2 separate regions of the Homo sapiens genome follow, and region 1 is linked to region 2. A link is a contact called in ENCODE Hi-C data. All regions are on one chromosome and are shown on one strand. The core of a region is the stretch at or near the end of the contact, and the rest is flanking DNA. Distances in the headings are between cores, read along the strand shown. Region 1 holds the start of RP2 (RP2 activator of ARL3 GTPase). Region 2 holds the start of MIR222HG (miR222/221 cluster host gene).

Evidence for each region. A loop is a pair of places that touch in the nucleus more often than their neighbours do. Pooled maps may share reads with other maps.
Region 1: a map of CD14-positive monocyte shows a loop between it and region 2 (6-fold over the local background). The contact joins the promoter of RP2 here to the promoter of MIR222HG in region 2. A Hi-C loop is called at or near these places in 2 of 168 maps with a recorded cell type or tissue (CD14-positive monocyte and CD8-positive, alpha-beta T cell), 2 of 37 single-sample maps with no recorded cell type and 7 of 50 pooled maps.

What each region holds. Positions count from the first base shown.
Region 1 is chrX:46,835,359-46,839,344 of GRCh38, reverse strand. RP2 (RP2 activator of ARL3 GTPase) reads right to left here and starts at 2,302. Exons shown (of 5, transcript NM_006915.3): 1 at 2,143-2,302. The coding sequence starts at 2,244. RefSeq lists an enhancer at 2,171-2,310 and a silencer at 2,621-2,700.
Region 2 is chrX:45,768,637-45,772,307 of GRCh38, reverse strand. MIR222HG (miR222/221 cluster host gene) reads left to right here and starts at 2,041. Exons shown (of 2, transcript NR_170290.1): 1 at 2,041-2,223; 2 at 2,356-3,671.

The sequences.
Region 1 (3,986 bases), core at 1,053-3,552, 1.1 Mb before region 2:
CCTGGGCTCAAGAGAGCCACCAGCCTTGGCCTCCCAAAGTCCTGGGATTACAGGCATGAGTCACCATGCCTGGCCCTAGAAAAAAATATTTTAAATTGTATAAAATTTAACAAGCTATCAAAATGAGGCAACTTAGAAAGAATTCCTAGTAATTCCAAAAGAAAAAAAAACTAAAAAGAAAAAGCTATGTTGGGAAATGTGGTATCTGCATTGTCTCAAAATGTAAGCTGGTAATTCTCTTCAACAGTCCAAAATATTTTAAAACTGGGGTTTTTTTCAGAATGCTCATTTGGTTAGAAATTCTCATTTTGATTGGCTGAGTTGATCAAGATTTTAACTTTTATTATACACACACTCAGAAGCATGAGCTTATTTTATATATCCAATAACATCTCTTACAACTCTACAACTACAGAACTTAGTAGTGTTCTCAAAAAAAAAGGTTCTCTGTAAGCTCAAAACAGTTTCTACAATTGAAAGTTTATTACACACTCATTTGTGGGGAAAAAGCTTAGATGTTGGTGTCCAATGTTATATTTCTCAATGCATTTACTTAGCCAATGGGCAAAAGAAGAAAAAAAATCACAGGACACACACACTTATCTAAAAGAAGGATTAACATGAGAAGTCCTAACTAACCTGAATATTATGTTAATAAACATTAACTGTAAAACAATTTATTGTGAAACGATGAGTCATAGGCAGCCAAGACTACTATAAATAAAAAAGGCATTTTATTTAGTTTAGATTTAGCCTGAGTTCAAAAGAAAAAACTAAAATAAAAATGAAATATGCAACTTTCTCTAAGGCAGACAATTCAAGCTAAAAGAACATTGTTAGAAAGCCAAAGGCTGAGGAAAACAATATCTTTTAAAAACCGCCCATCAGATAACTTTAAATGGCAGGTGCAATCTTCTTGTGAAATAGAAAGCATAGTACTTTCTTCCCCTACATTATAAAATGCTACTATCGAGTATGACTAACAGAGAATAAAGGTACCATGTGACCCAAGAAGGGTGTGTATGAGAAGTAGGGGCAGAAAGACGGGGCTGAGAAAAGCTGCAAAAAGCTTTCAATTTCCTAACTCTGACTCTTAGAGACCAGAGCTTACCTGAATACATTCTGCTGGGGATTGGAAATCATGCAGAAAGGTCTGTGATTCCAAAACGTTAATACATTTATTATAAAGTAATCTTGGGTAAAGATATGTTGCCTTAAGCAAAGAGTTAACTGTTCATAATACCCATTTGAAAAATCTCTCATTTTGTTTGGGAGAAATAATTGATAAGTCCATCAAAGTAGTTTAGTAAGCACAAATGGAGAACTATGTAGAAAGAGGAACTATTATGAAATGTATGACCGAGTGTGTTTTGTGTAAGACTAATGGAGGTTTTCAAAGGTTTTTCGTTTCTGGCTATATACAAAAATAAAAATAAGGGCGTTTTCATTCATTTAAACCAGCAGTAAAATACTGCCTGGTTTATGCCGCTTATTTTCACCTTACAGTCTTAATACACATTCCAAGACTGATGCGATATTCATTATTTCTTTCGGATAACTGGAAGAGGAGGGGGAGTAAAGCTGTACATTAAACAGTCCACTTGGTAATTGAGAAAATTCAGCAGTGAAATATATCATGAGGCACCAAAGAGATTTGCCGGGGAGGGCAGACAAAAGAGAAAACAGCCACAGAACATTAAGCCCCGGAAGAGATGAGAATCGGTCCCATATACGTAACTCGACGACTGGACAAAACCCCGCTTGACGCTGCCGGTGGGTGAAACGAGGTGATTTGAGATTCAGGGCGTTCTCGGCTCTTTCCCTCTCTCGAATCGATCATCTCCAACAGGAAGTCAGAGCAAGGCAGGGTTCGGAGTCAGAGAAAGCTCCCGGGGGAGTCTGTCTACCACGACAACAAACTCCTAAGGCTCCTTCCGGAGCTCCACAGCCCTCTGGGCGGCCTCTCTAGCGCTGTACTTCACGTCCCCGCTCCCCAAAAAAGTCGTGCACCCCGACTTCAGCTATCCGCGTTCAAGAGAGTGCGGCAGCAGTTGGGTCGGCCCCCTCAGCGGTCCCGGGCCGTAAGGGACCTGGCGGAGCGGCTCAGGGAGGCTGAGACGGCGGCTACACGACTTTCATTACCTTCTCGCGCTGATCCCAGCTGTACTGCTTTGGCCGCTCCTCCTCGTTCTCGGGCCGCGACTCCTTGTCAGCCTTCCGTCTCTTGGAGAAGAAGCAGCCCATGGTCCCAGCCCGCGGAGCTCGTTGGCCAGCTCACTAGCTCAGGCACTTCCTAGAGTGTGGCGTGAACCCTGGGAACCCCGGCCTCGCAGCTCTCCGGACAACGCCCCGCGGAACCGCCCAACGGTCCGCAGCCTTAGTTTGCCCGCCAGGCCCAGCACCCCTTCCCCTTTTTCGTCGCCCTGACGACCCAGCGCAGCCAATGAACGCTCAGCGCCTGTTGAGCCAATCAAAGCCTCTCGAGCAATCCTGCGCGGCCTATGAAGAGAGGCCGACATACCCACATACCAATCCACGCCTGGCTCCTGCGACAGCCCCTGGCGGCGGGGCGGGCCGGCTCTGGCGCAAGCACGGACAACCCCGCCCACAGCTGTGGCACGGACCGCCCTCGGCCCCGCCCCTCCTGGAACTTGGTGGGTTCTCTAGCTGGTGGGAGGCCAGGCTCGGTATCCGGGTTTTTTTTGCCCCTGATTCATAAATTTGCAAGTTCAAGGCGCGGGAGAGATCTCTAGTTGAACATTAGATTTATCTTATGATGAAAGTTGTGAGGGACAGAAATTCCCGCTGACACAAGAAGACCCTGAAATTTGTATTTCTAAATCCTCTTCTCCCCTCATCACCCTTCCTACCGCCCTCTCATCGCCTGGCCAGGGTCACCCCCTCAAGAATTGTACCCCATAACCTCCCAATCCTCTTCTGTGCTCTTTCTTTCTTTCTTTCTTTCTTTCTTTCTTTCTTTCTTTCTTTCTTTCTTTCTTTCTTTCTTTTTCTTTCACAGGGTCTCGCTATGTCACTCAGGCTGCAGTGGCACAATCATAACTCACTGCAACCTTGCAACTTTGCAACCTTGACTTCCTGGGCTCAAGCGATCCTCCTGCCTCAGCCTCCTTCCTGAGTAGCTGGAACTACAAGCAAGCACCACCATGCCCACCTATTTTTTTTTTTTTTTACTTTTGTAGAAATGGGGTCTTGCTATGTCGCCCAGGCTGGTCTTGAACTCCTGGGCCCAAGCGATCATCCTGCCTCAGCCTCTCAAGGTGCTGGGATTACAGGCAGGACCCACCGCACCCCAGGCTGCTTCTGTGTTTTCTTAAGACTTTCACATATGGCTCTAAAATTGCACAAGTACTTAGTAAAATAGTTAATTGTGTATTGTTTCCCTATTTGAACTGTGACTTTCTTGAGATCAAAAAGGTATATCTTTTTTTTTTTTTTTTTTTTTTGATGGAGTTTTTGCTCTTGTCGCCCAGGCTGGAGTGCAGCAGTGCCATCTCGGCTCACTGCAACCTCCGCCTCCCGGGTTCAAGTGATTATCCTGCCTCAGCCTCCAGAGTAGCTGGGACTGCAGGCGCCTGCCACTACGCCCGGCTAATTTTTGTATTTTTAGTAGAGACGGGGTTTCACCATGTTGGGCAGGCTGGTCTCGATCTCCTGACCTCAGGTGATCTGCCCGCCTCGGCCTCCCAAAGTGCTGGGATGACAGGCATGAGCCACCGCGCCTGGCCTAAAAGGTATGTCATAAAGGGCATGCAGGGCCGGGCGCGGTGGCTCACGGCTGTCATCCCAGCACTTTGGGAGGCCGAGGCGGTAGGATCATGAGGTCAGGAGATCGAGACCATCCTGCTCAACACAGTGAAACCCCGTCTGGTGAAACCCCGTCTCTACTAAAAATACAAAAATTAGCCGGGCGTAGTGGCGTGTGCCTGTAGTCCCAGCTACTCGGGAGGCTGAGGCAGGAGAATTGC
Region 2 (3,671 bases), core at 792-3,291:
TGAAAATTAGACATCTGAACATTTTTCTGTGTTTCAAATGTTGGATGTATTTCCTGTATTGTAATAAAACTAGTTATCCATCAAGGCATAATCAACAATAAATGCCAAGCCTTAGTCAGAGCAGTTGCTGACTTTGCTGAAGGTTAAAGGAAGTATGCTGAAAAGAGATAACTGTAGTTAAATTGCTCAGCCCAAGCCTTCCAGATTTTTCATGTGGGGAATTGCCCTTCTTATTACTGTATTCTTCCTGTCTACATAATACCTGGGAACAATTTACTCCATGTAATGCCACTCCCATCTTGGTAGTGAAGTTTTTACTGAAGAGGAAGACTACTAGGGCATGTCAGTATATTTAATTGGAATTTTCACTGGTGGTTTTCAAGTTTTTATTTCACAGCTTTTAGGCAGGTCGAGACTAAAGGACTGTACAGATTTTTTGGTGATGTGATTGTATTACGTGTGTGCTGTGTGTGACTAGCTCAGCTTAGAGTGTGAATTGCAGTAAATGCAAAAGTGAAAGCTGCAACATGGCTCTCATGCTCCCAACCACTTCCTGAAGAACCCGCCGCGCGGGCCCCAGACTTAGAGACTTGAATCTTCAGGATGGAAGGAGTCCAAGTCCCTCATGGTAAAGACCTCAAGTAAACCTAAATGTAGAAAACCTGTTTGCTACTCTTGTGTGAATTAAAACGTTTGGTTGCCTCCATTGTAAAAATTTCAGTGCACAGTTCTGAAATTTAAAATATTAGGGAACAGAGCCAGAGCGTTGCCATACCTTAAAAATAATCTTGCATCTCTCCTGTTTACATGATTCAATTCTTGAAACCAGTTGGAATGTGCGTCCTGATCTCTAAATGTACAAGTTATTTAAAAAAAATGTGAGCTTGTCAGCTTAGCTACAGCCACCAGTCTAATAAAACTGAGTCACATCCAAATGGGCTGCACTTAAACTACCCTCCCATTCTAGGGAAAACGTGGCTGGAGGAGGCAGTCTGAGTCATCACCTGGTTTGTTTGACATACACTTCCTTCCATAAATTGGGAATGGCAAGCGGCACAGTGTTCTGGGCTTGCCTGGGAGAAGGAGCTGTTGCAGTCTTGCACGATCAAAATAGGGCCTTTAGGTTTGAAGGATGAGGTTGAGCCCATATTTTGACTCCAAATGTCGGGGGAGGGGAGAAGAAGTCGACAGATCCAAACAAGGAACATTTGTAAGTACCATTTTTGGAGGTCGGAGCAATGGTAGGGGTGTTCGCAGTTGAATTTCTTCCTAAACATAAAAGGTGTTTAAGAGACAAATTGGGGGCATTCAAATAAAAATAAATGGGTATCTAGTTCACAAAGTGGGCTCGTTTACTTAACAAGAGTGTCCTTGATGTGTACAGTTTAAAATGATTGAGAGAGAGATGATTTGTTAGTTACCATACGAATCTGTTCTGGCAATGTTTAATTTCACTTAATTTATTTAACTATTTTAAAAGAAATGTATTTCACTTAGGAATCTTTTCATGGCCAATTTGAATCTCCTTCAGGGGTATTTTGAGGGGATGGGAAGAGAGGCTCATGTGTCTCGCACATTTTCTTACAGCGGTTTTGCAGAGGCTCACTGGAGCTTTTTAAAATAAAAAAGTTTAGAATGTAAAATTATTGGAGACTATAGAGGAAGGGGAAGGAGGAGTAGATTTATAGCTGAAGTGGGTTTGTAAACTCAGCGTCTGCTTTGGGATTATTTTTTAATATGTGCCAGACATTCTTCTGATTTTCATCCTGGCTTGGTTGTGGCTCTTTCTCTGTCTGTGTGAGGCTGGGGTGTTCCCTGTTTTAAAGCCGTAGTTGTCGCAGCCTGGGCGTTTTCTGTTTCGGCTTATGGCTTTTTTTCTCTTTTCCTGAATGAGTGTCCTTTGTGTAACCCCAGTAATTCAGAAATCCTGCAGTCATAGGGACTGCCCTATCATGTGACTTAGGTACTAGGTGCTGGCTGCGATTGGTCAGCAGCTAATTGGCGGGTCCCTATAAGAGGTCTTGGGTCGGGCGTCCGGCCACTCTCCTGCCTGGGCTGCTGCTCAACGGGGGCTGGGGGTGTGTGGGGCGGGGGTGGTCTGTCCAGTGATTCAGCCACATGTGATAGATGACCAAGTGACTGCTTTCTTGGAGTCCGCACACCAGTGGAAGACTCTCAAAGTGGTTGTGACCGACTTGATCAAACTCTAGGCTTCCTGAACTGGTAACTGTCACTTTAATATAGGTTACTGATTAAACTCAGAAAAATGCAGCTTAAAATCTTTGCCAGGAACTTGTGTGGACTTATTCCCTGTTCCCCCCCCCACCCCCCTTGTTCTGATTTGTTTTGTCACAGGAATGAAATGCAGATAACTCTTTAGAAAACTTTTGTAGGAAAAGCGCCTCGTGTGATCTGGAACAAAGACGTTTTATAATCAGATTTATCAAGCTGCGAAGAGGGAGTTTTAGTGAACGGAAGCAGCAGCATTCTGTCACCAGGAAATACTCCTTTATCCAGAATTGGTAAGTGAAAAGTGGCATTGCTCCCTAATAGATATCATATGCGTGTGTGGGAATTGAAAAATTGTTCACAGACCCCTAACAACTGTGTTGAACAGAGAACACATAAACAGTGAGGAGTTCTAAAAAAGAGCAGCACGAGAATACCGCATAAAGACTGAGAAGAAGCCAGGTAATTAACAAAAATGAGCTGAGTGCTATCAGTTTAGCTAAACATATGTAATACAGCTAGATTTGGTTGTTTTATTTTTTCTTGTTAGTGGAGGAGAAACATAAAATCAGAATGGGCTGTTTAGTAGAATTGCGACATTAACTTTCCATGGATGTAGATTTCCATTTAGTCTGAATAGCATGTATGAAATTTGAAGGGATGCTTTCAGAATTAGTCTACTTGCCCTCCTTTCCTTTCCTCTGCATTAAGATGTCAAGTATTTAGTTAGAACCTTACAAGATGAAAGTTGTACAAAATGAAAGTTCAAGTAATGCGTCGGAAACACCTCTCCTGATTGGGAAGGGTAGATTACAATGGCAATAGATTTTTGTTTTTTGTTTCTTACATTTGTGTCACGAATTTTAAGTTTGTTCTATTGGATTACATTAGTACAGCAAAAGGGGGGTTATTTCTATCTATATGGTTCATGACATTTTGAGAGGTCGTGATTAGTAGTTCTTACTGGTTTCGTATGCGTGTTCCTGCCTGTTGAATTCAGTTTTCTAATCTTGAATCTGAGCTGCCTTTATGTTAAAGGGTTCTAGAAAAAGACAATAAAGCTTTGAATACCCGTGTTATATACAACAGGTTCCTGTTCATGATGTATAAGGTAACGCAATTTTATTTTAGGCATGAATGTCTAATTTCTTGATTTGGCTTCTTAAGAATATACTGAAAAGGTTGAATAGAATAAGAAAAAGAACATTAGAAAAGAATGGTGGGTGACTGCCTGATTTTACTAGTTTCTTATTGGTCAATAGAAGTAATCATGTGATGTCTACTTATAGAAGCAAATGGAAAAAATTTTTCTTCTTTAACTGCTAACAAGTATATAGGCAATTTTAGCAATCTTCATTTATTAATTTGAATATATAATTATAACTGTTATTAACAGAATAAGTTTTGGGTAATATAGGAAATAATAATTATTTCTTTCTTTT